Linked DNA regions of Homo sapiens: region 2 is linked to region 1. Evidence: chromatin loops called from intact Hi-C (ENCODE). Cell type or tissue: heart left ventricle. All regions are shown on one strand. Each heading gives the region's core, and the rest is flanking DNA. Links, peaks and the distances in the headings are about the cores only. Region 1 overlaps DTNA (dystrobrevin alpha). Region 2 overlaps DTNA (dystrobrevin alpha).

Evidence for each region. Peaks named below come from ENCODE experiments on the same cell type or tissue, not always from the same donor. Only the 100,000 strongest peaks of a DNase experiment are listed, where the experiment ranks them.
Region 2: a loop joins it to region 1, with 2.0 times the contacts of the local background. A loop is called at or near these places in 19 of 110 quality-filtered maps.

Annotation. Positions count from the first base shown.
Region 1 is chr18:34,781,859-34,798,033 of GRCh38, reverse strand. It overlaps DTNA (dystrobrevin alpha), which reads right to left. Exons shown (of 23, transcript NM_001386795.1): 4 at 3,784-3,997. Among named protein-coding and RNA genes, the nearest start is that of DTNA-AS1, 22 kb to the right of the region's middle. In heart left ventricle, for the core only: a CTCF peak has its summit at 9,893 (motif pointing right); no DNase peak of the experiment used is centred there.
Region 2 is chr18:34,720,159-34,736,333 of GRCh38, reverse strand. All of the region lies in intron 1 of DTNA (dystrobrevin alpha), which reads right to left. Among named protein-coding and RNA genes, the nearest start is that of DTNA, 18 kb to the right of the region's middle. In heart left ventricle, for the core only: a CTCF peak has its summit at 6,875 (motif pointing left); no DNase peak of the experiment used is centred there; H3K27ac peaks cover 2,223 bases.

The DNA.
Region 1 (16,175 bases), core at 5,037-13,036:
AGTGAGACTCGGTCTTAAAAAAAAATAGTTAAAAGAAATTAGTACGACAAGAGCTCAGAAAGATCAACCTTGGATTTTCATTCATTGATTCATTCTTGTGTTGGCTATGGTCTCAGGTGCTGTTCATAAGAAGAATAAAATATGGTTCTTTCCTAAAGAAGTCTTTGGGAGGCAGTCATATAAACAGTCAGACATGCACTATAAGACAATAGCAGAATCAGGTGCAAGGAGAGGTGGACCTGTGGAAAGGTGATCAACTTGACCATGACAGGCGAAAGGCTTCACAGAACCTCAGAGTTTGTGACTGCACCTCTCAAAAAGGCTGCACATTATAGGCTTTTAAGAATTATTTTCATCTTTTAACTTTCTGCAATATTTTTCTTTTGAGTTACTCTCTATTTCCTACAAAATAATAAGAACAACATTAAAGGTCCTTTGAAGACTTCAAAGAGTTTTCCCCCTCCTCAATAGAATATGGACAAGAGGTGACAGAAGAAGCTGCTGCCAGTTTGCTGGGGGGATTCTGGAGGAGACAGAGGAGCGGAAGGCTCCTGGCAGCAAAGAAGGGGAGGTGGGAGGCCAGTTCCTGGGGTGATCGGAGGAAAGGGACAAGAGGAAGAGACTGGCTCAAGTTCTGGCTGCTCCCTCACATATCTTCTTCCCTCTCAGCCCCTGGTCTTATTTCTGACATCTCTTTTCCCATCCTTCTCAGGCACACTCATCCATTCCACTAGACGCCTTAAAAAAGATAACCTCTGGCCGTGGAGAGATTTGCTTAGAAGTTGGTTGGTAACTGCTCCCTGGGTGACCCCCTCCCAGGAATACAGCCATTTTTAAAAGGAATGTCACAAAAAACAAAAATCTTCTGGACTCAAGGAACTGTGTCTTCAGGGACAGAATGGCAAGCATGAGCATAAACCACTGGGGTCCACTGCCCACCCCCAACATTGTACAAATCATCTACAGATGTAGTTATCATATCTTCTGAGAGGCTGACTTGCCAACGAGCAGAGAGAAATCTTGCAACCAGGAAACTGATTACAGTCTGCAGTAAGCATCCTGGTATGAAAATTGAGATCCGGATGTTTTTTTGGTGGGAGAGGGAATGCTATTCTTGGGGAGCTATGGCTGTGCGAAGGTAAGTCTGGCTCTCAGAAGTACATCCCAGTAAAGGAGGCATCAATCCTCATCTCAGGTTACCACTTTCTTCACGAAGTTCAACTACCTGGGAGTCTAGTGAATTTTAAGGCACCATCCCCTCCCCCACAAAATGGCCAAGTTTCTTTGAATCCAAGTTCTTATTCTTCATGAGTTTAAATCACTATACTGCCTTTCTTTTTTATTTATTTATTTTTAGCAACTCTTCTTCAGAGTCTAGGTTCTTAAGGCATCTCTAATTTTTATTTTGGATTTTTTCCCTGTTTATTTATATGTCCATTTAAAATACGACAAATGGGAGAAAAATCTCCTAAATGTTTCAGTGATTCTGTAATAGCAACAGCACATCTTTCTTTTAGTAGTATCAGGATCATTCATGTCTGCCAAAATACAGACGGTTCTCTTAAACACTTGGACTCTGTCGTGGGACAGGTGGTAGGAAGTGGCATCAGATTTCCACGCTGGGTCTCATTTGGATAAATTGGAGTTTACTATTATAAGAAATAGAATTTGAACATTTATTTTATTCTTAAGTTTCTCTTCTTATATTCACTTCTAAATTACATATCCAGTTAGCTGTACTTCCTGATGGCTTACATTTCATATCCAAAATTCCATGCCATCAGATGGAAAATTTGAGTGTCAGTAGGACTGCCTATGCTCATTTGCTACGCTGAAGGAGCAAACGCAGAAGTGTCTGCAGAGTAGGATCTCTACATGGATATGTTTATAAATCTTTGCAGTGAAATTTGTCTATGTGGATGTGTTTATAAATCTACTACAGTGAGATTATTGAAAGTACACATCAGGAGGCTTCCTATCTATACGAAGAATAGGCACCAAATAAAGATTTCTTCTGAACTTTTTTGTGAATTGTTCCTTACCTTGGAATAGATGTCAAACTTAGCTTTTCATCAATCTTGAAATGATTCAGCTATATTTTCAGCAGCTATTTAGAGACCGTTCATAGCTCTATATTTAGAAGTGATCTAGCAAATATTTCTGACCAAAAGTGAAAAATCTAACTATATTTGTGTGAATCCTATATATCTCACAAAATACCCCCTTCCTTATTGTTAGTCTGGTTTCTGGTCTATATTTATGGAGTGGGTGCAAATGATTATTTGGCTTTGATTCTTTATGAGTTCTCTAGCAGTACTCCAGGATTTAGTGAGATATTATATTTCTCTTTTTGCAGTTTCCATTGTTACATTTCTAACAAATAAGTCTCTTGACATCTTTAGGGGCAAATCTGAAAGCTGCCACACTCTTGTCACAGGGCCAGGTTAGAAATGCCACTACAGAAATGCCATGGCCAGGTTCCATTCTGCTGCCTCTGCTGCCTGTCATGTGGAACCACAGTCCTCTTTACCTGCCCCAGCATCCAGTTACTATAGTGATTAAGCTAGAGCTGTACATCTCGTTCTGAAGTGTGCACAGCCGAAGCAAAGACTCTACCAACCTGGAATGCTAGTTGTAAAATTGTTTATTTTAACTGAAGAATTTCTCAAAATATAAATATCACGAAGACAATAATGCACACTGGAAAAACTGAGCAGGAACGATTCTGTTAACACTCTAAGTTGCAAAGTGACAGCTGGTAGCTTTTGTGAATTGCAAAATAACATTAGCCTGGCTGGAACATCTCCACTGCGGGGGTAAATACTTCCAGGCATTGGCCAGACAATGAGACTAAGTAAAACCTTCTGAGAATCTCAAAATGTGATTGCTGAAAGGTCAGGTTAGCAATTTTCCTTTTTAATATTCAAAACAAGCAGTGGAAGTGGAGGGGGTGGTACTACGTCCAGGTTGGAGGCTATTGGCAAAAAGCCCTCTTGAAATTGTAGGCTGAGAATGTAATTCAGGGGAATCCACATATACCTTGGTAAAGAAACCTTTGTTGAACACCTAAGTCCCCACTCGGCCACTAACATGCTGCGAGACACCAAACAAGTGACAATTTCTTTGTGCTTCATTTCCTTCATCTGTAAAATGAGATATGTGGACGAACAGCCTTTAAGATCTCAGCCAGCCCTGAAATTCTCTGATTCTAAAAGGGAAAATTATACAAAAATGAAGCTGAGCTTCAGTTGTGGTCTGTGGACAGCATCCCCTTATTTTATGATCGAAACACTTAAATTGACCAGTCCATTTAACGCAAGTCATAGTTACTTTGACTGGGATAGTCAAGAAACCCTTTTCAATTTCTTTCTTGTTTGCTGTAGGGCCTTGTTAGGACACCTCAGAAACACTGTCTTAAACAATTTGCAAAGAAGAGAGTTAAAAAGATCCTCCCACTTCACGCTTCATTAAATCGCACCACAGGCAATCCTCTCAAGCATCCACAGCTTCCAGGAAGCATGGGATGAGATAACTAAAGGTCAGCACATAAAATACAATTGTCCTCAAGTTCCTCTGGCACCATTTTACTCTCTAGTCTTTTTCACAGGATTTAAAATTTATATTAAACACATGGAGACTTTACTGACATAAGCATCCACTGTAAGAAAAAAGAGAGTAAAAAAAAAAAGAGAGAGATATAAAATTGTTTGGGAAAAAGACCAAGTAAGACAGGAAGTGAAAGCCAAACATGTAGAGAGGAACAGACATTCAGAGGGTGCTTACGGATCAAACGCTGCAAGCAGGAAGTTAAGGAGGAGGCTGATGGACTGCTCCACATGGATTTGGTGAGTGGTTGGCATCCGTTTGTTGAGCTGGTAAAAAATAGTGGAGAGCACAGCCTCTAAGCGGGACACGTTGAGTTCAGTGTTTGGGTCCAGGTTGTTCAGAGCATTTTCCCGCAATGCTTCTATGACATTCCATATGTCCACCAGGTGCACTACAATTAAAGCAGAGTTAACACATCAGCCCAAAGTAATGGAAGGCAAATACATCAGTTTACATGACCCTCTGTCCTGTTTTTTTCTAGGTATCTCACATGTGTGCAGCTGTTGCAGGGGGTCAACATAAGTAAATGAACATAGGCTGTGCATTATCTCTAAGACTTGATGTGCATTACATAATAGCAAGCAAATGATTTACTGACCACCACAATAGATAGTTATTTCCAATCTTCACAATCACTCTTGAAATACAGCTATTATCCCTGTGTTACACATAAGATAACTGAGGATCTGGAAACTGAACTGACAAATGCAAAAGTAGAAGAGGAGTCAATGGCAAGACTAGCATTCAGATCCAAGTCTATCGGTTTAAAAGTTATTTCCCCATTGCACACCCTGCCCCCTCAAAAAGAAAAGGCCAACATTTAAATTCTAGTGTTTGAAAGGATGTCCAAATTATATTTGAGTATTTAAAATGTTTTCATTTATTTATGTGTTTTTTAGTAGTATGCTGTTGGAAACAAGAAAAAAAAAGAAAGTTAAGGTAGGCAGGAAGACAAGGTAAAAAGGAAAAGTTATGTATACACTGCAGCAGCAGCAGAACTAAGTCACACATCACTGAACTAGGCTGGTCAAGAACAAGAAGTTTCTTGGCTACATTATTACCAGCTGATTTAAGTCATGGTTACTTTCACTAGGGTAGTCAAGAAAGCTGTTTCTGTTTTCTTCCCTATTTGCCCTGAGGTCTTGTTATGAGATCCCAGAAACCATGATCACGACCAAGATAAAGAACACGTCCTCACCCTCAAAAGTTTTCTCATGCTCCTCTGCAATCCATCCTCATTCCCTGTTCCAGGCAACTATTGATTTGCTTTCTGTTGCAAACTTCAGTTCTTAATAACTGTAAGTATATGGTAAACACTCTTTTTTGGGTCTGGATTCTTTTACTTAGTGTTAACTGTTTTGAAATTCATACATGTATTGCTGAAAGTATCAATAGTTTTCTCTTTTTTATTGCTGAGTAGTATTCCATTATATGGATATATCACAATTTGGTTATCAACTCACTTGTTGATGAACATTTGGGTTGTTTTTCAGTTTTTGTTTATGAATAAAATTGCTATGAACAATCACGTACAAGTCTTTGTATAGATATGTGGCTTCCATTTCTCTTAGACAATGAGGGATTCAAAATATTAAAATCATTAAAAATATTAAGTAAATACTTAGAAATGAAAAGGCTGGGTTTCACAGTAAGTGTATGTTTAATTTTTAAAGAAAGTTCCAAAGTATTTTCCAAAAGTAGTTGAACCATCTTACATTCCCATCAGCAGTGTACGAGAGTTCCAGTTCCTCCACATCTTCACCATTTAAGGTTGACTTTTCATTATGCTTTTGCATTTGCAAATAAATATTTTGTTTATTCTCAATGAAATATAACAGTTTCCGTTTTTGAGAAATATGCACTGTATATATATTTTTTCACTAACAGCTCCCTATTTTTTTGTCTTCTACCTCATTGCTCTCTCCTGGCTATATACCTAATAAGCAAAACTAACATCAGCTTCTACTATGAATTGAGCTATGTGACTTTTTTCTTGACTTCTCTCTTACTTTTGCTTTTCAGAACAGATCTATGGTTTCTGACTTTTGGTATAGGAGAACTTGTCACCAATTTCTTCCATTATAATAACAAATGAGCCAACTAGCCAACAGTCTTTTGAAGTCAGACCCTTTTCCCAGGCTAGGTTTAACTGCAGGATCTGTAACCACAGAACCCTAAGAGAGAGAGAGCAATCTGTTCAGACATTCTTATTTTCAAATTAGGCATAAAGAAAAACAAAAACCTAAAGTATGGTTCTCATAACTAACTTTGTGTGCACATTGAGATCCAAGAGATGAGTAGATTATGCAAATCCTTAAACTAAAAAAAAAAAAACAACAGGTTACATAGAACCGTTACTGTGTCCTTTACTTGGATTTTTGCTGTTAATTTTAACAATTACTCAAAATAATGTTTTATGTTATGAAGGGAAGATACCTGTGCTCAAGGAGCACTGGACTTGGAGTCCAAAGACCTAGGTTGCAAATCTGGCTCTTCTACGACAAGTGCATGACCTCTAAGACTTAGAGTCTCACTTCCTTCATCTATGAAATGGGGCTGGCATTCCTAAAATGGAAAAATGCATAGAGTAAAAAGTGGTAGTTCCTGGTACCTAGCAGACAATGCATTATAGATGAACAAGTAAATAATGTGAGTCATGTCAAAAGAAAAATATATTGCAATATATCTCTGATTTGGAGCAGATGAGTACAAATCACATACCAACTAAAATAAATATTTATTAGTTTTGGAAAAATTCAGATTTAAGTGATTTCAAATTTGCAAGCTTTTCTGTATATCAAGAATTAATCAACAAGGAAATTATTTGTATTTCTTGGTGTTATTTATCCAACTCTTCTATCTAGCAAGCAAAACACTCCCAGGGAAATGGCATTTATAAACTAAATTTATTTATTTATTTAAATTCTAGTTGGGAAGAGCTGGGATTCCTCTAATTACTCCCTATAGATTTGATCTGTGAATCTTCTGGATCTAGTCATCAGGATGTGTCTGGGTGCAGGATGCAAAGAAAGCAGTGCTGATGACATCCAGCCTGTCGTCCTGCTTGGTCCCTGTGACCTATCCTCACCTAGTTCCTGGTTGTGGATGATGTGGAACAGACATCTGGGGAGAGGAGCATGGACTGGGAACTTGAGCATGGGAGGGAGATGGGTATATGTCAAGAAAGCTAAATGGCTGTTGGCAAAGGGAGGGAATCTGGATGCTTAAATTTCTCTTGACGAGCCATTGTAAGGAATAGGAAACCCTTTTAGAATTCCCAGTGGTGGAATTATCCAGGCCCATGGGAGTGACCACAGGAGTGGCCCACATAAGGGTTCCCACATAGGCATGCCCATGTAAGGGTTCTTTGGGTACTTCAGCCTCAGGGTGAGCAGCCCATACTCATCTCTCCCCTTGCCGGCTCTGGGATTCCCTTCCTTGGTGAATGCCACCATCCTCCCGCTGCCTATTCTCCCTCCAGGGAGATTTACTTTCTGGGTTCTATCAATGACCTAGTCCTATGGACTGTATATCTCCTAAACATCACTGTAATCCCACCATTTCCATGAACCTTTATTGCCACCACCCAATTTCGTTACCCAATGCTATCACGCTTACTGTTTGGCTGAGTCAGTTCTTTTTTCATTCTTTCTGTACTCCCTTTCTACTCACTGCAGCCAGAGTGTGATTTCTAAACCGTAATTTGACATATCACTTGTATGCTGCTTAAAATTGTATGCTGCTTGGAGAATGGCGTGAAGCCGGGAGGCGGAGCTTGCAGTGAGCCAAGATTGCGCCACTGCACTCCAACCTGGGCAACAGAGCGAGACTCCGTCTCAAAAAAAAAAAAAAAAAAAAAATATATATATATATATATAGTATGCTGCTTAAAGTCCTTTAATAACTTCCCATTAATTTGAAATCTAAACAAGGATTGAAGTTTTTTTTCTTTCTTTTCTTTTTTCATCTAGCCCCTGTGTACTTCTCATCTACATCTCATCTACTATACCTTGGCGTCAACATTACTTCCTCAAGGATATCTTTCTGGGCTGGATCAGAAACCCTGTCTCCGGGTTTTATACCCCTTGCATGCACCACCTTAGAGCTCTGTCCTTCCCCATCACAGCATGTAGTGGGCACTCTTGTGTAGACCAACAGTTTGTCTGTTTCCCATTCTGCGTTGCATGTGGCACAGGACAAGGCTGTGTCTATTGTGATAACTGTTCACACCCCTAGTGCCCCTCACACTGCCTTACACATCCTTACACATAGGAACTTGGTAAATGTCTTTTGACTAAATGAGAGAATGACAAAGAAATGACTCAACAGTGAAACAGGGTTTTCTAAGGATGCATTTGCTTTCTAAAATGCAATAAGGCATAGTCATGAAGAATCACAGAGACACTGGTTTGAATCCTAGGTATACTGTCAGTCTAATTAACTTCTCTGAATCTTCATGTTAGAAAAGTGGAACTGAAAATAGCATCTACTTTCGGATGATTACTATGACAGCTGAATAAAATAATGCCTGTAAAACACTTGGAATAGGGCATGTCATGTAGGAGACAATAGTTGTTTATTATTATAATCAAATACCTAGAAATTATATGAAAGTTATTAAACATAAATATGCTGCATTTATGTGCTTACATATTGAAGGTCCTAATATAAGGAACGTAAAAGAAAAATATTTCATGAAAAATAAAATAATTCTGGCTAACTGTGAGAATAGATAATTAAAAATGATTTAAGTAAAACTAGTTTTCATAATTATATGCAAACACTATGGTAGATTGTGAGGACTCAATACAAACAATATAGATGTGGTTCCTGCCTATGGGAGCTAACAGTCTGGTGGGAATACAGACATGACTCACACAATCACACAAACGGGTGATCAGAAATAGTGACATACTGTGACATATAGCATGCTAGGTATAAAATGGGATTACGATATGGTCTTGATTGGGCCAGAACAAGATAAGGTTGCAGGAGCACCATAACTACAATAAGGATTTGGCTCTTTATGCTGAGTATGAAGACATGGGTTTTAAGTAGGACAGCAACATGATCAGGAATGCAGCTTAAAAATGTCATTTCTGACTTTAAGGGAAGAAAGGAGCGGAGACGGACAGGCACACAGTGGGAAGTAGTTGGAGCATATTGTTTTAGTTCCAGTAAGGGATGGTGGTATTTTTGTCTACAAGGTGGTACTATGCAGAAAAAACTGCAGTCACGCACATTGTACCCCTTATTTTCCAGTGGTGGCATAGTGGAAAGAATTCAGATTTTGCAGCCACAGAGATTAAGGTTTCATTCCTGGCTCTGGAAATAACTGCAAAACTGGGCAAATTTTATTAATAAAAATAAAATGTAATAATATTTTGTTTATACATTGTATTATTCCTTTTTTAAAATGAGGAAACGAATGCCATCCAGAGGCAGTTATAGTGAGATTAAAAGAGAACGTGTATTTACATAATAGATGATCAAGAAATGAGCTATTTGTGATAAAATAACTAAATACACTCTGATCTAAAGCCATACTATTCTACTACTAATTTATAAGATCTGTGAGTCCAAAACTAAATTTTAGCCAAGTATCCCAATTTCAATAAATTAATCAACCCATAATCTTGATGACGTATTATGTGGGTGAAGTAAAAGAATCACAAAGTGCATTGCAGCCACAAAAGCAGACACTTAGTTTTGTTGTCATAAATTTTGAGTTAGTGGAGTTTAAGTTGATTTTACCATATCGGGTCATTAGAAACCTGGTGAGGAGGCTATCTTTCACAAAGGTTTCATGGAAACTTTATTTCATTGGCGACTACCTTGGGAGGTGTAAGCATAGTGCAGAAGGTGCAGGAACCGGGGCAGTGGCTGGGGTCCCCTACTGACTGTCCCTATGACCTTGGGCAAGTCACTTAACTTCCTTAGGTTTCAGTTTCCTCGCCTGTAAAATGAGGACAATACTATTTTCTCTACTACATTGTTGTTTTGGGGGGGTCAAATGAGATACTTCACATAAAGCACTCCACATAGTGCTTATAATAAGCATTGTATAATAAGCATTCAGTATACATTAGTTATTGAGAAATTTAAGTAACATAAGCCTTTTGTTTATTTAAATAGTGACACTGAGAAATGCTAAGTTGAGATTCATTAAGAAGTTATTAAGAAGTTTGTTTTAAAAGTCTGACAGTTGTATAAATATGTTGCTTACTGCTGTGCTAGTTAAATCATTTTAGATGACATTTAGGTTGTGTAATAATGACTATGAACCACTAGATGGCACTGCGCGCATTTTACTAAATAGCTATCAAACCAGTCGTCCATTAATAGAGCACCTGCTACTAGGCACAGGAGATAGGAGGAATTCCCTCATCTATACAGTTGCATATATTTTACATTAATATACTAGGAAAGGCAACGGTTTGCATAACGAAATTCCTTAGTTAACAATAACCACATCGAGAATAGACAAAATGCATTCTTAACCTAATATTTAGTTCTTCATGGAATCTTAAAAGTAACGATAATAGTGTTGATTTCAGGCATTAATTATTAAGACCTAAGATTTGTCTTTACATACATAAATGGAAATAGACAAAGCTTCAATGGTTTTCTATAAATCCAGGCAATCTCAGGTAGAAAAGGGCTAGGTTCGGGTGTTGGGGGGAGAGTTGCAGATGGGTAAAGGAGAGTTTGTTTATCTCAAGAGATATTTTTAATGTGTTTTCTGACATCTTGCACTATTTTAATGGGAGATGGAGTCCTTCATTCACAGAGATGACTTAAATCCAAGCATCCGTAGGAAAAGTGCTAAAATGACAAACCTAGTTATATCTAGATAGAGATGGCTGATGTCATAAACTTTATTAGAAATAGTAGAATCATATAAGTTAGATAAAATATGGGGGAGAAAAATATCAAAAAGACAACTTCAAGATTTAGTCTATTTTATGATTTATCCAGGGCCAGCCTTTCTTGAATCCCTGAGGCTGGGTCCAAGTTTCTGAATCTAAGCATGATGTTCTTTTTCTAAAGCATTTGATGATCTCAAAATTCTCAAACCCAGACTCTACCACCTCCTGAGTCCAAAATATAAAAGAGTGGAAAAGGGTTTTGACAAAACTCTCCAGGTGATTCTGACAACCACTGATTATAAACTTTTAGAAGGTTTTCAAAGGGCTTGCAGCTGAGAAAGGTCAGTAGACAATTATAGTGACTTAGCTTTAGTCATTATGGAATAGTGATCCTTAACTGTGGCTTCACAATGGAATCACCTGCAAGGATGTAAAATGGATTCCTGGTGATACTGGTGGTCCAACATCACACTTGTAGTAACAAAACACAGGCTATTTAGAAATGCTGCATCTCTTAGGCTCCCACACAGACCTAGAAAATCGTAATCTGCATTTTAACAACATATCTAGGCAGTTTGTATTCACATTTAAGTATAAGAAGCGCTTCTTGAAGTCAGTAGTTCTCAGTCCTTTGGCATCAAGACAGCCTGAAATGTCTTCGTAGGTTGTGAGGTGTATTGCAAGAAGCTGATTACCATAAATTAATTTATGCAGTTTAACAGTGATTTGTATAAGGATATATATACATATTATTTTAGAAGGGTTTGAGGCTTAATCCCTAAGAAGGTCACTCATTGCATTATGATGTGCTTTAATTAGGAGAACAGGAAATTGTAGTTATGCTGGAAATTGGATATAATCTGTTGATCTGCTATTGGGAATACATATATCTTCTTGTGCGTAGACAGTGTTGTGTGTGGTTTTGTGTGTGTGTGTGTATATCCATGCGCATGCTCCCTCAATCTCCACCCTGCCCTCCGTGCTTAAAGTGAGGGTGACTGGTGTCTGAGGTTTCTGTTATGACTTGTTTTCCCCTCTTTGAGATATGCAGATATATGCAGGAATCCCCATAGCAACAAAGATAAATAGTTTCTCCTGAAAATGCATTCAGTTCTCCCCTCCCTAGATGTAAATTTCCTGACCTTCAGTGCAATATTCCCGGCATGAATTTCCATTGCAATTACACTCTTCAGAGTACAAGAACAAAGTTCAGGTAGTATTTCTGATTAGTTTACACACCGGGTTTGAAGTGCCATATTATGTTCTTTCATATAGCAGATTCTTAAAATACATTTGCTAGCTTGTAGAAAAGTTAATTATGGAGACTCATTCTTTTAGTTATCAAACAAAGTTCCAATGTCCTTAGAATGAACAGATGAACACGCATATAAGCATTGTCTTGTTCCTACGACAACTCTCAAATGGAAAGTTTCATTCAGTATTCTAAGCACCAAGTAGACTTTAAGAAAAAATTGCTTTTAAGGAGCTCACATGTGGGCCAGGCTTCACAGAACTGGGGTGTGAGGAGGTAGGGAGAGGAACTTAGCCCCTTGAGAATGTCAGGAGTGACACTAGGTTCCTGAGACTCATTACCCTAAGCTGCTCACTGGCTGCATTTTGTAGTCTTCCATCTTAGTCTTATAACTTCTCTCATACAATAAGTGTTTATTCAGTCCTTATTGTGTTGCAGTGCTGTTCTGGTTTCTAGAATTGGAGTGTACAAAATAGGTCCCTAATCACACAGAACTTACATGTGTGTCGGAGAGGGAGGAGATAGAGATATTAAATAAGTGCATTGAGCATGCAATAATAATCTATTTTCTCTCCTTTTAGATTTCAAAATATTCAATTGGCATATAAAAATTGTATATATTCAGAGGTATACAATGGGATTTGACATTTATATATACATACTATTTATATTCTCTTATAGAGAAACATGAACTGAGACACTGGGATTCAAGTGTTTCTTCATTTGTACAATGGGAATAATAATATCCTTTCTGATAGAGTTCTGAGGAACAGTGAAAATGTACATGGGAAAAGAGTAAAATATAAAGTACTATATAAATTTTAGGCATTATTCTTATTTTTGAGAGCAAACAGAGAGGCATTAAAATTTACTCTCATATTCAGGTAGAATTATAAAAATTTTCCACTCACAAAAATTCTTTCAATTCTTTGCCTCACTCTGTCTGGTATAAATATATTTGTCCCTTAATATGAGCTTTCTTCTATAACTTGAGGTTTGTTTTCCCTTTAGTGGATGAAATGATGTTATAAATCCATGAGAGACTGTATCACAGTGATTACGAGTTTAGTTCAATTTCAAATCAAATATTTCAGGGGCCGGTGTGGTGGCTCACGCCTATAATCCTGGCACTTTGGGAGGCTGAGGAGGGCGGATCATGAGGTCAGGAGATTGAGACCATCCTGGCTAACACGGTGAAACCCTGTCTCTACTAAAAATACAAAAATTAGCTGGGCGTGGTGGTGGGCGCCTATAGTCCCAGCTACTCGGGAGGCTGAGGCAGGAGAATGGTGTGAAACCGGGCCAAGATCGCACCACTGCACTCCAGCCTGGGCGACAGAGCAAGACTCCATCTCAAAAAAAAAAAAAAAAGAATATTTCAGTGTATCACTAGTTGCCATGCATCAATCATACATGCAGGCTGTAACATATGGAGAAAGATTGCCATATGCATATACACACAGAGTTGGGAAATGGAACAAGCAGCTAGATTCCATAATAGTTTCAAAGAAATTAAATCCAACCAGCATTTTTAAGGCTCTACAATGCATTATGGTTGATGTTATTGGTGATTTAACAAAATATGAGAGCCTGACTACAAAAAAGATTGTAAGTCTCATGGGGAAAGACACACTCAGATGACCTAACTGAAGATCACCACAAGACACTGTGTTATCCAAAGCCCACATCCACAGTGCAGATTAAAAAGAAAAGTGCTACAGGAGCTCAAAATACAGGAATGCTTTATGGGCTGGAAACTATGTAAAGATTTGGAAGAGGAGGTAAGGCTCAAGTTGATTCCTAAAACACAGCAGAAAGTGCATAGATGGGGATAAGGAGGGAAGGATATTCCAGGAAGAAGTGGGTTCAGTGAGCAATGGCACAGAGCAAAGAACGATGATGGTGCATTTAGATTTTATATTGACCTAGAACCAGAGAAATTTGTGTTGGAGCTTAGAGGAAAGCAGGGTCTATAACTATTCATTTATACTGCCCAGTATATAACACTCTTAATTTTTCAATGAGGGAATATCTTTGTTTTTATATTTTATTAAAGATTTGAATCTCCTAAAGTTAAATGTTTAATTTCATTTTCAGACTACTATGTGAGTTAATTCAGAGCCCCATCTAAAGCTAAGAGGTATGGTGGTGGAAACCCGGGCTGTTCTTTAGAGCCATAAGTGGGTCTCAAACTATCGAGTTTGAATCCATAGGTCTAGAGTGTGGCCAGGGCATCCCTAGGTATAATCAGCTTCTTAGATGATTTTGTTAGACAATAAAGTTTGAGAACCACTGCTATGGAGCACAACTTAAAGAATGGAGTTAGACAAGAGACAGGAAGAATAGAGATGCTCCTTTGATTCAGAGGAATTTCCTGGGAGCACTGTGGCCAAGAAAGCCAGGTGCAAATTACCTAGTTGTTAAGAGCTCTAAAATAAATAATTTATTTTTATGCCCTTGTTCAGGCCTCTTATCATGAGAAAATGGTATTTAAAAATCTTTTAGGGAAGAAGGACTCAATTAAATGGTATGCTTTTCCAGGGTCAATAGATACATTTTTATGTGATTACACTGAAGCTATCCGCCATCACCCACATTAACCAAACATTGAAATCAGAAAGAAAATGTTACTAAAGGCACAATCTTCAGATTTGTTTTCCATTAGTGAGCATGAGCTATACCTTTATAAAATGTGAACCCAAACAACAGCTGAGTAGCTCACTAGGCGTTTTTATGCTTCCAATCTCAACGTCTTTCTGGCTCTGAAAGCATGCTTTTATCTCCAAGGTAGTTCTCTTTGCTAAGGATCCTTAGAGAGAAGCATCATGTCTTACAGAGATAACATTTTAGTTTCACTTTAATTTCCTGGTTAAGATGATGTAATAAACCTTCATGAAAAGGTCTACAACATATTTTTGGTGTAAAATCAAATTGAATATCATGCCAATCTTCACAGGCCCTGGTAGTACATCCATTGCCTATTAGGAAAAGGTATTCAGTATTCCTTAAATTGTGTCTGCAGACCAGAATCGTTATTCAAAGTGAGGTATGAAAATTGTTGACTCAGTAGCTGTCACACTATAAATTAAATCTAAAAACATTCAATTGAACAAGGATTTATTAAGCCCATTATTTTTAAAGTATTATACCAAGGATTACAAAAATAATAAGAGAAGGTAAATGAAAAGACAGATCTGAATGATAACTAATTTCTCATTGCCAGTGTTTAACTTTATTCAGAATATTAATCACTTTAGAAGCAAGAAAATCTTGTATCTTATTTCTCCTGTGGACAGTCATTTTATAAAGGGCTTTTAGAGCTCACATCTTTAATGTGGTCTTATCATTCCCTACATTCTAGTGCCCTAATCTAGGCTTGTAAAAGCCTTCTACTTAGAAGCAAGCCTCCTACTCACCTCCACTTTCTGTCTCTTTCTGTCTATCCTAAGAAATATTATAAGGTTCTGCTCTGGCCATGCCGTTCTCCATTGCCTATTGAGTAAAACCCAACAGGCTAAGCATGAAAATCAGTGTTTGGACCTCAGTCTACTAGTCTGTAGTCCCATCTCCCACTATTCTCCAGCTTCTTCCAAGAGTCCTATGCTCTAGCCACACTGGACTTCATAAATTCCAGGACATTCCCTTGGCTTTCTTGTATGTGCCTTTACTTAGCCTGCTCCCTCCACCAGGTGTGCCCTACAATCACCATCCCTCAAGGTACCACTCACATGCCATGTCCCTGAGGATGCTCATTCTTATACCCTCAGGTAGGATTACTTTCTCCCTTTTGTTGCTCCCAGAGCACTTCACATATCTATTGGACCATTTATGACACTACATATTTTCCATAGTTATTAATAAACAAGTTTTTTCCTGAATGTTTTATATCATTCCATAATTGGAATTATAAATTCCACTTAATATAAAATCATGAGCTAAATTTTATGCTCAGGGTCATGTATATTTTGAAACATAGGTCCATGGCTTTCATCAGTTTCTCCAGAAGATACGTGGGGGTAAACTTAAAAACCACAGAACTACGTGCTAGCATCTTGAGGGCATGGGCTATGTCTTGTTCATCTTTGCATTCCTCTCAACTCTGCATAATACCTTGTTCAAACTGGGTTCTCAATAATGCTAAGTGAATGGAATAGAGTAGGGCACCTACTGGATGCCCAGCATTACACATAATCTTTAGAAGCTTTCCCTTTACCTCAGTGTTCTAAGAAAGCTCCACAAGGCTTTATTGGGCATAGTTTTCCACAGAACCTTTCTTATTTCTTATGCAGTAACTTGAACTGTGGCCAGAATCCTAGAAGCCAGAGGCCACATTCTGAAAGAGCACCGATAGGGCTGGCAGCCATGAGGAACTGTCTCCTACTTGTCCTTTAGAAATTTGAACTCACTGACCCTGAATTATGTGCCCATCTGGCCAACATAAACTCAAA
Region 2 (16,175 bases), core at 2,694-10,693, 59 kb after region 1:
AGATTCTCCTACAGCTTTTAGAAATGAAATCTCTAAAAAATGGAAACAAATGACAAATAGTGCACGCATACATATGTGTAGTGTGTGAGTACTCATTAGGGAAAGTAACATTTCAGAGTTTAATGTGGTATTGCTCTCCTTTATAATACTTATCAGTGTTAGCTAATCTGAAGGTGCAGCTACAAACTACAGTACTCAGTCATTAGTGTTTGTGAGAGCTCTTCACGTGGAGGGCATTGAACTAGAATTTCCAACTTCATGGTATAGACGTCCTCTAGGTATATTTTATGCATTTCGAACACTATTGGCTTCAATTTTTGAATGAGAAATAAATTCCAAAAGTAGTAAAGTCAAAAGAAGTGGTGTCTCTGGGGGTGAGTTGGGTGAGGATCCTGTGTGAGATAACAAAAGGAGATGAAGGTGAGGAAATGGCTAGCTTCTCATGCACTGTTTTAGCCACCTTATGTGAAGAGTACACCTTAACAGTTAGGTTGGCGGAGGGACAGCATTAGGAAAAGTAGCTAATGCATGCTGGGCTTAATACCTGGGTAATGAGTTGATAGGTGTAGCAAACCACAATGGCACATGTTTACCTATGTAACAAACCTGTACATCCTGCACATGTACCCCAGAACTAAAAATGAAAATAAAAATGTTAGGTCCAGGGAAAGCTGCCTCTTCTGGCTGGTCCACAGAATGATAATGTGTTGCAACATGAGGCCAGGCAATGAAATAATGCAATGAACTGCAAAGAGCCACATGAACTAATGGTAATAATAATAATAAAAGAAAATCAACAGCAAAAGAATCCATTAAAAAATGTCTTCGTGCTCTTCTTGGTTTATAATGCACATCCTTTAGTCCCTAAGAGCCTGGCATATAAGGTTGCCACACTTGGCAAACAGTTTTTTAGTATAGGTGTGATGGTTAATACTGAGTGTCAACTTGATTGGATTGAAGGATACAAACTATTGATCCTGATTGTGTCTGCAAGGGTGCTGCCAAAATAACGTTTGAGTCAGTGGGCTGGGGAAGGCAGATCCACTCTTAATCTGGTAGGTACAATCTAATCAGCTGCCAGCAAATACAAGCAGGCAGAAAAACGTGAAAAGGAGAGACTGTCCTAGCCTCCTGGCCTACATCTTTCTCCTGTGCTGGATGCTTCCTGCTCTCAAACATCGGACTCCATGTTCTTCAGTTTTGGGACTTGGACTGGCTCTCCTTACACATGTATATATATGTGAGTGTGTGTGTGTGTATATATATATGTGTATGTGTGTGTATATATATGTTCTATTAGTTCTGTCCTTCTAGACAACCCTGACTAATACAGATTTTGGTAACAGGAGTGGTTCTAGAGGAACAGAATATTAAGAATGGAGTTCTTTCGTTGGTTTTGAGGCTTCTGGAGTTGGCTGCTTAATATGATTAGACCACAAAATGCTAAGGACTCTACTTCTAATAGTATGGAGAACACTGATAGTCCTTGGTGTGAACTGTTTAGAGAGTTATGCAAAATAAATGCATTTGACACTTCTGATTCACTGCTCCTGAGAGGCAAGGAGTTTGGTGACTCTATACATAATACCTTTGACCATATATGGAGAATAAAGGAACATAATGAAGCTGGTTGGTTACTTCTAACTTCAGTGGACAAAGTGTTGAAAGAAAATGATGAACTGGGGGATTCTGTCTCCCAGCTTCAGAAGCAGACACTGAGCCTCAAATCTGCTAAGATTGCCCTGAATGAGAGTCTTATCTCCTGTAGAGAAAGAGCTGAAATTGTGGAAAAACAGACAAGCTCTTATCATGCAAGTGGCTGACCTGCAATGAAAGATGCATGCACAGCCTCGCCAGGTGACTACTGTTAAAGTGAGGGCATTGATTGGAAAAGAATGGGACCCTGCAACTTGGAATGGGGATGTGTGGGAAGATTCTGATGAAACTGAGGACACTGAGTTTGTAAACTCTGATGAACCTTTTTTTTGCCAGAAGAAAGAGCTTTCCCATCCCCAGTAGAGTCAACATCCCCTCCCTGACCCATACTGCCATCAGCCTTTCGACCTTTGTCTGAAGAGATAAACCCTGCACTGCCTGAGGCAACAGTGACTCTCCTGAGGCAGTTGTCAAGCAAGATAATGTTGATTCTCCTGAGGAGCCACCCTCAATACCTCTGTTTGCTTCTAGACCTATAACTAGACTAAAATCCCAGCAGCCCCTAGAGGTGAGGTTGAGAGTGTGACCCATGAGGAGGTGCTCTACACTTGAAAAGAACTGCTTGAGTTCTTCAATTTATATAAACAAAAATCTGGAGAACAGGCATGGGAATGGATTTTAAAGGTGTGGGATAATGATAGAAGGAACATAGAGTTGGATCAGGCTGAATTTATTAATTTGGTCCCACTAAGTAGAAACTCTGCCTTTAATGTTGCAGCTCAGGGAGTTAAAAAATATTCTAATAGTTTATTTGCTTGGTTAGCTGAAATATGGATTAAAAGAGGCCCACTGTGAGTGAGCTGGAAATGCCTGATCTCCCTTGGTTTAACATAAAGGAAGGGATCCAAAGGCTTAGGGAGATTGGGATGGTGGAGTGGATTAGTCACTTTAGACCTACTCATCACAGCTGGGAGGGTCCAGAAGATATACCCTTGACCAATGCCTTGTGAAATAGATTTGTGAGGGCAGCACCTGCATCTTTGAAGAGCTCTGTAATTGCTCTTCTCTGTATGTCAGATCTAATGGTGGTAACCGCAGTCACTCAATTATAAAATTTAAATACAGTGGGAATAATTGGATCCCAAGGTGGCAGGGTCCAAGTTGGCACTCAACCATCAAAGGCACGGTGGGCATAGCTACCATAATGGACAGCAGAAGCAGACCTGCAATCAGAATAATCTGACTTGTGTAGCACTCTGGCATTGGCTAATTAATCACGGTGTTCCTAGAAGTGAAACTGATAGGAAGCCTACTGCATTCCTACTTAATTTATACAAGAAGAAAACTTCTAGGTCGAATGGACAGAAGACTAATTTGAATTATAAAACCAGAGAATCACAGCCCCTCAATCAATTTCCAGACTTGAGCCAGTTTGCAGACCCAGAAGCCTTCGAATGAAGGGGAGGCTGGCTCCTTTTGAGGAAAGACCCCACTACATTACTGACAATTTATGCAGTGAATCTTTCTCCCATTCTTCCCCAAGGAGACCTCCAGCCTTTAACCAGGGTAACTGTGCACTGGGGAAAGGGAAGTGATCAGATATTTCGGGGACTACTGGACATTGGCTCTGAGCTGACATTGATTGCAGGGGACCCAAAACGTCACTGTGGTCCTCCAGTTAAAATAGGGACTTATGGAGGTCAGGTAATTAATGGAGTTTTATCTCAGGTCTGACTTACAGTGAGTCCAGAGGATCCCCGGACTCATCCTGTGGTCATTTCCCCAGTGCCAGAATGCATAATTGGCATAGACATACTTAGCAGCTGTCAGAACCCCAACAACAGGTATATCGCAAATGTTGAATAGGACTCACTTACACTAAAAAATACTCACCATTTATCTGAAATTGAAATTTAACTGAGCCTCATGTGCTTTATCTAATATTCCTACTAACATAGCACTTTAGACTTAGAAAATATTTGTTGTGTGATTTAATTTTCTTTGCTTGGGATTATAGAAGAATGTCTTTTCCAGCTTGCTGATTTTTATTTTTGCCATGGATTTTTAAAAATTCAAATGAATTCCATAACCTGAGCCAAGCTTCTAAAACGTAAGCAGGGAGGTGCTCTCACAGGGAAGGAGAATAGAACCCAGCTCAGTCCAGGTTGCATCCTTTGCTACTGTTTGACATTTGTTTCTTTAGCCCAGGCTTCTCATTTTAGATAAGTAAAGGAGGATCGCAGAGGAAGGTGACTGCAAATCCAGTGTCTTTGCTTTGGATCACGCTGTCTTGGCATATACAGGTGACTCTGCTGTATAAGAATGAGTTATATTCCTAGAGTTAATTTACAAGCTTCATTACAGCACAGAGCACATTGTCCTCTTCAGAAAAAGCTATAACACTAAAGTTAGATTAGTAGGCAATCCAACAAGTTAGCTGAAAAACAAAATACCTGCCATGAAGAAAATTAGGGGGAAAAATAAACTACTTCAAATAAATTATGGGTAAGGTAGGTTTCACTGGACTAGTCTGAAAATGTAATGATCATGGTGTTAGTGAGACAGTGTGGAAACAGGCAAATAAATATTCTCTTTTCTTTTCAGCTTCAGGGATACTAATAAATGGAACTTGGATAGGGAGGAGACTGATTTGGTGGTGAGAGTAGAAAATGCACAGAAAGAATGAGTGAATAAAGAAATGGAGTCTCTGCTAATCTTTCCCAAACACTTAGACAGCTGACAATGTTCCAACATCTTCAGAGTTTTCACCATCCCTCACCTGCCCTGTCACTTCTTTCCCCTATAAAGTTAAAACTGTAAAGAAAGAAAAACTCTCCACATTTAACACTCTCCATTTGACCATTTATCTATTCATTAATACAATAAAGAGTTAAATATGTGGGCCAGGCACTGTACAAGGCACTGGTGACACACAGGTAAACAAGACAGAAACAGTTTCTGCCATCAGGGAACTTCAGGGAGACATACATTAAGAGATGATTACACAAATAATTAATTATAATTGTGATAAGTGATACTCAAAGAAGTACAGTTACTGCAAACACTGGCTACCCAATACAGAATCATCATCATCATCATTTCTTCATTATGCACTTGCTATGTGCTGTACTTTGTGCAAAGTATTGTATATCCCTTTTATCTAAAATTCGCACAAATCTTTTTTTTTTTTTTGAGACGGAGTCTCGCTCTGTCGCCCAGGCTGGACTGCGGACTGCAGTGGCGCAATCTCGGCTCACTGCAAGCTCCGCTTCCCGGGTTCACGCCATTCTCCTGCCTCAGCCTCCCGAGTAGCTGGGACTACAGGCGCCCGCCACCGCGCCCGGCTAATTTTTTGTATTTTTAATAGAGACGGGGTTTCACCTTGTTAGCCAGGATGGTCTCGATCTCCTGACCTCATGATCCACCCGCCTCGGCCTCCCAAAGTGCTGGGATTACAGGCGTGAGCCACCGCGCCCGGCCACAAATCTTGAAAAATAGCAAGGTAGAAATTATCACCATTTTCAAAAGATAACAGATAACCCTTTTTTTCTATTTATAGCTTTGCTTTCAGAGGAGGCCATTGGAAGACCCTTTGTTCTGGGCATCTTGATGCATTTGAGTATGAAAACTTGGAACAAGAACAGAAGAGAGCTAAATTTCTCTGCATAGTAAGAGGGAAAATATTTGTGTTCCTAGGAAACTATCTGGAGGCATATGTGAAGGGTGAAAAAAGCAGATAGAGGTTTCTGGAGAGACATCAAAGGCTGTGAGCCTCCCCACACCAGTCCTTGCCAACCCCAAACCTTCAGTGAAGTTACTGGACACACCAACATGAGTGAGCTCTTTGGTGGTCACCAGTGAGGGGACAGAGTTTCACTTGCAATTTGATAAAGGGGGAAAAGAGAACACAATGTGCATAGATATTAGGGTGAGAGGAATAACAGGTTAGGGGACAGTAACTCCAGTATTCCCAAAGGTGGTGAAAAGGGTTCGAATTGGTTTGAGCCAACTTTATGTGAGCCCTCAAGGGGCTAGGAAGTCCCAGCTGACAACTGGGTTATCCAAATGAGGACATATGGACACAGAGAGGTCCCAGAGCCATGAAAATTACTATATTTGAACCCAAATCTGACTCCAAGGTCTATATTCTTCCCACTTTGCCATGTTCCCTCAGTTTTTGCCAAGACTGAACAAGGGGCCACAATGCAACACTTCTGACCTGTGATTCTTGAAGGAATTAGCTCCAGACTAACCAGAGAACAGGCTGGCCATTCTCACATCAGAGCCCCCAACAACTGTGTACTGCTTTAACACTTCAAGTTTAAAGCACTTTTGCATACATTACCTCATGCATGGAATTTTACTTCTTCTGAATGAAGAACTAAATAAATTGTGCTAAATAAATCTCAAGCTGTTGTCAGTGCTTTTCACTACAAATTCCTCACCCAGCAGTTCCCCCATGGGTATTATCTGTTAAGTGCAGCTTTGCCCAGTGCAGTCACTCAGCTGGGGAGCAAATGCAGAACTTGGATTTGTTGTGCTGCAGACAGGCTTCAAGAGCAACTCGTACATCCTGTAGGCTTCGGAAAGAAAACTGGGGACACAATGTCCTGGTTCAAGCAAATGCCTACATTTATTTTTGGAATTATTCCTTGGAACTGTGGAGAGATGAGTTTTTTCATGCAGAACCAAGGACAAGAAACAGCAAGGTTAAGAAAACACAAATCTTGAAGTCTTAAAGCTCTTCTAGACTTATCTAGTGTGTCCTGGAGGTTTAATCACTGGGTAGAGTAAATCCTCAGCAGGTATAAATAACCTTAGGTTTCTTTCAGATTGTCTGCTTTGGTTGGGGAACTGCCAGATCTACAATGACTATTATTTCTGGTTGCCATTTATGTCTTTCCACCTTGAATTTCCCATCTTCCATCTTTTCTTTGTGTCCTAATTTAGAGTGTGTTTACTTTTGTATCTTTGAGAGTGCCTCGTATGCTGTGGAAAATACTCTTTGAATGCCCAATATGGAATGTGCCCAGCCTCCTTCAGAAGTTTTAAAAATTTGAGTGTTAAATTATTTTAGTTTATTTGAATCCTACATCTGATTTTAAAGTGTGAAAAATATACAACATTTTACCTCAGTCACACACTCAGACGTCCTGTTCTCTTCCTTAGCTTTCCTCAGAGCGGGGTTCTGAAGGAGAGAGCAGCAACCTGCCACCTACAGGAAGGTATTAAAACTTCTAGTTGCCCCTGTGCCATTTCTCACACACAGAAACACAGAATGTCTCTCTCTGTCTCTTGATTGCAGGTAAAGCAGCCATAAGAACTCAAGGAAGACAAAACATTTTAGAGGGGAGGTTTGGCAATGACATTAGACACACTTGAGTTCAAATCTCCTTGCTGCCAGGTACTACCTGCATGTACTTGAGCAAATAACTTGTTTTTCTTACCCTCCATTTCCTTATTTGAAAGTGCACATAATAATTTTCCTTATATAATTCCACGAGGACTGACTGAATAAGATGATTTTGTAAGACATTTGGTATTATACCTATGAGTTCCTGCCATTGACATTGACATCATACTCTCTTTTCAATATTCCCTTTCCTCTTTTTTTTCTTGTGACTTCTCTGGGACTCTCTTCCAGGTAATTGTGGTGGGGCTGCCTGTGTTTTCCTTCAGACATAGAGGTGCACAACTGAAGGGACCCCGGGTGTCAGAATACCCCACCCACTTGGCCATGGTGACCATTCAGGGCTGTACACACACCCCAAGCCAGGCTTTCTCACTTACTTGCTGGGATCTTTGAATTATTAAGAAAAATCTCCTGCTCAGAAAGTGAAGCTGGTGGGGTGTGATTTGGGGGCTACTGGCAGCCATCTTACCTGCTGTTTGGGAAGCCTCTTTCCAGGAGCTAGTGAGAGGCATAAGGTTTGGTTTTGTGTTTGAGTAGGAATCACTGAAGAAAGCTAAGCAGAAACAAGCAAAGCCTTGAAACAGGGAAGAGAACTTGGGGATGCCCTTTGGGCCTCTGGATCTAAATGAGTCTGCAGCCAACTGTACCCAAGTCCTTGTTATTTACATAAGCTGATTCCTCCTTTTTATTTTTTTTTGAGAAAAATACTTTATTTTATAATATTCTTTGAAAAAAGTACTGGAAGGAAATATATAAAGCCCTCAACAGTTTTATCCTGGGATGAGAATAGAAATTTTAGGTGGGGAAATTTTACTTTTCATGTAAAATATTTCTGCATGAAAAATTATTTATTTTATTTTTTTAAATTTTTTAAACTAGTTGAAGTGATATTTCTCAAACCTGCAGCAGGAGGAGCCTATTATAATTCCCTTCTGTTCTCCTATACTGCTTTTCATAAACTAAGAAGTGGGCCTTGTTTTTTGTCCTTTCTTTGTCAAAATCATTTTTGTCCTGATTTCTTAACATATAGAAAAACTCCAATAATTATACAAAAGAAGATAAAAACCATACTATTAACATTGCAGCTGATAGTCTTCTTGCTTCTTCTATACGTAGCTGCATTCACATTGAGTATGCAATTTCAAATTCTCACTTTTAACTTAATATCACAACATTGCGAAAGTAATACGTATCTGCTGAAGAAAATTCAGAAAACATAGGAAAGTAAAGATAGGAAAATTAATCTATTACCCATGGACAGTCATTAAGGATACCTTGCTTTATTTCTATCATTTTTTGCCTTTTCCCCCCCTCCCTCTTAATATTAGGATTAGATAGTAGATGGCATTTTATAAAAAACATATCCTCTTTCACAAAACACTTTTATAAGACATTTTAGGCGCTGAGTGCAGTGGCTCACACCTGTAATCCCAGCATATTGGGAGGCCAAGGTGGGTGGATCACTTGAGGCCAGGACTTTGACACTAGCCTGACCAACATGGTGAAACCCTGTCTCTACTAACAATACAAAAATTAGCCAGGGAAGGTGGCACTTTCCTGTAATCCCAACTACTTCGGAGGCTGAGGCAGGAGAATCGCTTGAACCTGGGAGGTGGAGGTTGCAGTGAGCCAAGATTGAGGCACTGGACTCCAGCCTGGGTGACAAAAGCAAAACTGTCTCTCTCAAAGAAAAAAAAAGGACATTTTAAATGGTTTCCATCATGCAGATGTTCCATAATTTATTTAACTTGTTCTTCATTGTTGGGCATTTAGTTTGTTTTACAGTGAAAATTTGTTTTCACAATACTGTGAATCAATATCCTTGATTCACAAGGATATTATAATACTGGGATCAGTATCCTTGTTTATAAATTCTGGGCCAAAAATATTTCCATTTTAGACATTCCTAAAAGTAAAATTACTAGTCAATGGTCATAAGTATTTTAAGGAAATTAAAAATATTATCAAGCCAAGACAATGGGAAAAAGGCCTTAAAAGCATTTCAGAAGGCTTCAGGACAGTCCTCCCATCACCAGCCCAGGATCACAGTAGGAAAGAATGGGTTTTGGGGCCAGGCCCAGGACCCTGCTGCCCTGTGAAGCCTCAGAAAACTGCTCCCAGCATCCCAGCTGCTAGGGCTCCAGCCTTTGCTTAAAGGGCTTCAGGTACAGCTCAGGCTGCCGCTTCTGAGAGTGCAAACTGCAAGCCTTGGGGGCTTCTACGTTGTGTTGAGCCTGCAGGCACACAGAATGCACAAGTGAAGGAGGCTTGGCAGCTTCCACCTAGATTCCAGAGGATGTATCAGAGGAAAGCCTTGGTGCTTGCCGCAGGGTGGAGCCTCCACAAAGATACTTTCCTAGGGCAGTGCTAAGGGGAAATGTGGGGTTGGAGCCCCACACAGCGTCCTCACCAGGGCACTACCTAGTGGAGCTGTGAGAAGGGGGTTGCTGTCCTTCAGTTGGGAAAATGGTAGAGCCACTGGCAGCTTGCATCCTGAGCCTGGAAAGCCACAGGCACTCAACTCCAATCCAGGAGAGCAGCCACTCGGTGGCAGTCTGCATAGCCATGGAGGTGGAGATGCCCTAAGTGTTGGGAGTCCATCCCTTGCACCAGTGTGCTCTGGTTTCAGGACAAGGAGTGAAGGATTATTTTGGAGCACTAAGGTTTAAGGTCAGCCCTGCTGGGTTTCAGACTTGCATGGGGCCTCTTACTCCTTTCCTCAGGCTGATTTTTCCCTTTTGGAATGTTTACTCAATGCCTGTAGTATTACTGTCGTTGGAAGCAAATAACTTGATTTTTATCTTACAGGCTCATAGGTGGAAGGACTTGCCTTGAGTCTCAGAAGAGACTTTGGACTTTTGAGTGATGCTGGAATGAGGTAAGACTTGGAGGCTATGAGGAAGAGATGACTGTATTTTGCAATGTGAGAAAGACATGAAATTCGGGGGACCAGGGGAAGAATGATAGATTTGGATATTCTGATCCCTCCAAATCTTTCTTTTTATTTTTTTTTAAATTATTATACTTTAAGTTCTGGGGTATATGTGCACAATGTGCAGGTTTGTTACATAGGTATACATGTGCCATGTGGGTTTGCTGCACCTATGAACTCGTCATTTACATTAGGTATTTCTCCTAATGCTATCCCTCCTCCAGCCCCCCACTCCCCGACAGGCTCTGGTGTGTGACGTTCCCTCCCTGTGTCCATGTGTTCTCATTGTTCAACTACCACTTATGAGTGAGAACATGCAGTGTTTGGTTTTCTCTTCTTCTGTTACGTTGCTGAGAATGATGATTTCCAGTTTCATACATGTCCCCGAAAAGGATATGAACTCATCCTTTTTTATGGCTGCATAGTATTCCATGGTGTATATGTGCCACATTTTCTTAATCCAGTCTATCATCGATGGACATTTGGGTTGGTTCCAAGACTTTGCTATTGTGAACAGTGCTGCAATAAACACACGTGTGCATGTGTCTTTATAGTAGAATGATTTATAATCCTTTGGGTATATACCCAGTAATGGGATTGTTGGGTCAAAGGGTATTTCCAGTTCTAGATCCTTGAGGAATCGCCACACTGTCTTCCACAATGGCTGAACTAATTTACAGTCCCACCAACAGTGTAAAAGTGTTCCTATTTCTCCACATTCTCTCCAGCATCTGTTTTTTCCTGACTTTTTAATGATCGCCATTCTAACTGGTGTGAGATAGTATCGTATTGTGGTTTTGATTTGCATTTCTCTAATGACCAGTGATGATGAGCTTTTTTTCATAAGTTTGCTGGCTGCATAAATGTCTTCTTTTGAGAAGTGTCTGTTCATATCCTTTGCCCACTTTTTGATGGGGTTGTTTTTTTTTTTTCTTGTAAATTTGTTTAAGTTCTTTGTAGATTCTAGATATTAGCCCTTTGTCAGATGGATAGATTGCAAAAATTTTCTCCTATTCTGTAGGTTGCCTGTTCACTCTGTTGATAGTTTCTTTTACTGTGCAGAAGCACTTTAGTTTAATTAGATCCCATTTGTCTATTTTGCCTTTTGTTGTCATTGCTTTTGGTGTTTTAGTCATGAAGTCTTTGCCCATGCCTATCTCCTGAATGGTATTGCCTAGGTTTTCTTCTAGGGTTTTTATGGCTTTAGGTCTTAGGTTTAAGTCTTTAATCCATCTTGAGTTAATTTTTGTATAAGGTGTAAAGAAAGGGTCCAGTTTCAGTTTTCTGCATATGACTAGCCAGTTTTTCCAGCACCATTTATTAAATAGGGAATCCTTTCCCCATTGCTTGTTTTTGTCATGTTTATCAAATATCCGATGGTTGTAGATGTGTGGTATTATTTCTGAGGTGTTATTTCTGATCAATGTTCTGTTCCATTGATCTATATATCTGTTTTGGTACCAGTACCATGCTGTTTTGTTTACTGTAGCCTTATAGTATAGTTTGAAGTCAGGTAGTGTTATGCCTCCAGCTTTGTTCTTTTTGCCTAGGATCTGACCCCTCCAAATCTTATGCTGAAATGTGACCTCCAATGTTGGAGGTGGGCCTAGTGGGAAGTGTTTAGGGATAGATCTGTCATGAATGGCTTGGTGTTGTCTTCACTGTAATGAGAGAGTTCTCACTGTATCAATTCACACCAAGAGCTGGTTTAAAAGAGCCTGGCACCTCTCCCCTCTCTTGCCATGTGATATGCTATTTCCCTTTCACCTTGTACCATTATTACAAGCTTCCTGAGGCCCTTGCCAGGAGCAGATGCTGGCATTATGCTTTGTGTACAACCTGCAGAACTGCGAGCCAAATAAACCTGTTTTCTTTATAAATTAAAAACATTAAAAATTATCAAACTGCTGTTCAATAAATTTGTAGTAATTCTCACTTCTACCAACAGTTTATGATAATGCTTAGTAAACACCGCTTTAGTAGCTGCATAGGATTTTTTAGCTATGAAATGACTTTAGCTATTCATTTTCCTGTTATAAGACATTATATCACACTATAAAAGACATTCTGTACATAACTCTTTGTATCCATTTAAGGTTATTGCTTCAGGTGATTTCAAAAATAAAATCTTTTATCAAAGGGCATAATTATTGTCAAGTCATTGATACATACTGATATGCCAAATTGCTTTCCAGAATGATTGTATTAATTTATATTTCACCACCAATAAAGTGTGAGAATGGCTTTCAACTTCACTAACATTACATATTACTACTATTAAAATAAAGCAATAAAAACTGACAATAACATATCTAAGAATATTCACTCATTTGATAGGTGTCACAGTTTGATTTTATTTTGAATGTATTTGATTAAGAGTGAAGTTTAATATTTTTCATAGTTTTTTTTTCTTTCTTTCTTTTCTTTTTTTTTGAGACAGAATCTCGCTCTTGTTGCCTAGGCTGGAGTGCAGTGGCACGATCTTGGCTCACTGCAACCTCTGCCTCCTGGGTTCAAGTAATTCTCCTGTCTCAGCCTCCTGAGTAGCTGGGATTACAGGCACCCGTCACCACGCCCGGCTAATTTTTGTATTTTTGGTGGAGATGGGGTTTTGCCATGCTGGCCAGGCTGGTCTCGAACTCCTGACATCAGGTGATCTACCTGCCTCGGCCTCCCAAATTGCTAGGATTACAGGCCTGAGCCACCGTGCCTGGCCCTATTTTTACTTTTTTTAGTTGTGAACATCTTATGTCCCTTGCCCATTTTATTGCCTTTGTATTCTCCTACATATTTTGCACAAATTATATTTAGGTTATTGACATATGGTCTCACATATTTATTTCAGAGATATACAATATATAAATTATTTCTATTATGTTTCACATAATTTCCTACGATTGGATATTAAACTTTTTTTGACAAATATACCGTCTATGTATAATATATACTCCTTCTCCACACAGGGAGGCACCACTGAACAGTGGTTAAGTACACAGGATGTGGCACTATAGTGTTTAACCTTTTAGGACTGTTGTGAAGATCAACTGATAGATCAGACAGAGTTGCCGATGCTTTGCTTATGGCAAGTTCTTATCATTGTTAGCTATTACTTATACAGTTTCTTTGACTATCATTTAACCTGAAGTTTGGTTAAGAACATTTTTTTTTGAGTTGCAGTAATTTAAAATGTTAATGTTGTCAAATATAATGATTTTCCATGGTGAACTTTTAATTCTTATATTTATAAAGTCCTTTTTCTTTCATGGATCATTTAAAATTCCCATAGACATTTACTCAAAAGGAAAGAAAATATGTATCTGTTGAAACATTTTCACATGAATGTTCATAGTAGCTTTATTCGTAATAGTCAAAAACCAGAAAGAACCTCAATGTTAATCAAAGATGAATGGATAAACAATAAATAAAGTAAGAAAGATGAACACATTGTTGATACACACAATGTAGATAAGTCACAAAACAATTATACTGAGTGAAAGAAACCAGACCAAAAAAGTATGTACTGTCTGATTCCATTTACATAAACTCTAGAAAATGCAAACTAATCTATAGTGACTGAAAATTCATTTGTGGTTGCTTGGGATGGGGGAGGGACAGGTGGGAGGCATTACCAAGGAGCTTGAGGAAATTTTTGGTGGTGATGAATATGTTCACTATCTTGATTCTAAAGATGGCTTAGGATATGTGTGTGTGTGTGTGTGTGTGTGTATGTATATATATATGTCAAAACCTATTAATTTGTACAATTTAAATAGTTTAGTTCATTATCAATTATATCACAATAAAGCTCTTTTAAAATTCCTGTATATTTTCTATTAATCCTTATAATTTGATTTATAGTAAGTATTTAACTCTAATTTACCTGGAATTCATTTTGTAGTATGAATGAAAATATTTTCCTTCCCAGTAGTATTTTACTGCATAATAATAATAATCTTTCCTGTTGCTATGCACAGCCTTGTCTAGCATATATTGATACCTATGCAAGTATTTGTTTATACTCCAGGGTTTGTCTATATTAACACCCTTTTAAATTATAGTTCAACTTAATTGTGATTATAGCTTATAATATATTTAATAGCTAGCAAGTGACATTCTTCTTTATTTTAATATTCCTTTCCTGCCTAACCTTAACCTAATCAAAAGAATCTCAGATCTTAGCATTACTAACAGAAGATAATATTTAAACCCAAAGGATTATTTTAATACAATTTTAAATGAGAAAGGTAATAAATGTTGCAATTTGGACTTTTTTTAAACATTTTAGGAAGGAGTATAAGGAAAGGGGAGCTCAAATAGCTGCAATACTAGCTGAAGTAAGGAGCTTCACTTTAGCCAAACCGGAAAACCCTAATACTGACAATCATATGCCCCGACTTCTTTTCTCCTGCCCAGACTTTAATCACTGGTTCTCACAGAGCATTAGCCAGGGGAAGAGTATTTTTTATGTCTCCGATAGGCAAGGAAGATAACTAAACTCAAGGGCAATGTCAGGTAAGGGAAGGTTTTTAAAGAATACAGACAGTGTGTGGTACAAAGACAAACACATACGTAGGAATATACTTGGGAATTTCATAGGCAAGATAAAATTGTATATTGTTTGGGTGTTGCATGGATATGAGAAGCAGAGTAGTTTTGGGGCTCATGATAATTTCCTTTGATTAGTTTTGCCTAAGTATAAGTTGTCTGCCTTGTTGCCTTCTGGCTTTGTCCAGTTATTTTAAGTCTACTCATTTATATGTTAGAAGCTAGATTATTTTCTTAAGTTAAAAAGAACTGCGTCACGTTTTTGTTTGTTTGTTTTTTTTCATTAGTTTCCCATGTTGGGAGTTGTAATTGCAGAGTATTCCCTTCTACTCCAAAATAAACAACCTTTTAATCCAGTGTGTGAGAATCAGAATGATTGCTCTGGAGGAGTACAAAGAGACAATAATCAAGCAGTTAACACTTATTAAATACCTACTGTGTACATAAACTACCTTGAAAGTATGTTTAAAGGGAGAATTTAATCTGAACAATCTGAGTAAATGTAAGAGTTCTTTATTTGTAATAGCCATTTTCTAAAGGTAAATAGCTATCACTGAGACAATTTTTACTTTTAAAGGTGAAGAGGTGTTGAATGAAGCAGGATGCATTAGTAAACCAGTAAATTAAAATTTGTGCTTTGCTATCAAACCCAGTGCCTCTAGGAAAGTAATTGAGCTTGATTTCCTTCATCCTTATAAAGGAATTGATGGTGTCATCAACCTCCTAGGATTGTGGGAGATTCAAATATAACATAATTGAATATTTTGCAAACAGTAAATCACCATACAAATTTAGTTATTATGGTTGATAAAAGCTTGTTACTTCTCCAGATAACCAACTACACATAACATTTGCAGAGATTATTTCAGACACTCTATGAATCACTAACATTATCAATGTATTCCCTAATAGTTGGAAGAAAACCATCACCATTTAAGCTCATGGAGAAAAAGCCATCACAGATGGGAGTAACACAGCAGAGAACAAACCTCTAGAGAGAGATTCCCCACCCCACATCCCCAGCTCCCACACCACAGAATCAGAGTGGTGACAGTTCTGCTGATCCTTCCACTCTCTCTTCCTTGTCCTCTTATTGGGTGGTCGGCCTGGCACACTTGCCCAGTGACATTACTGGTGAAAACCCTGTGAATTCTCAGGTCACTGATGAAGACAAAGGGAACTATAGGAGCCACCAAAGCAGACGACAACTTCTGATTACTCAGAATCCAGATTTTGCCTTTCCCTTCTCCTCTGTAGTCTCCTGTACCTCTCTAGCTTTCTCACATTTCTTCCTTCCTGAGCCATGGTATTCTCAAAGCTCCTCTGCCTTACCTGTGTCTTAACCCAAACAGCATCATTCCCTGCTGGAAATCCAGTACAACAGAGGCATTGTTCTTTCATTGCCTGTATCTACAATGTTTAAGTATCTTTAATTATGCTTTTATTGACTTTCTTATTTCAGTTAGATTTCAGAGCCAGCTAATTTTCCATACAATTCTTTTTGTACAGAGGATGACAATCAACCCACCCCTACCAGCCCACATTATAGGGAAAGGAGATAAGAACCAAACTTTGAACCTAACTTTGTTCTAGAGTCTGGTTGGGTTCTGCCTGGGTCCACCTGCTTGA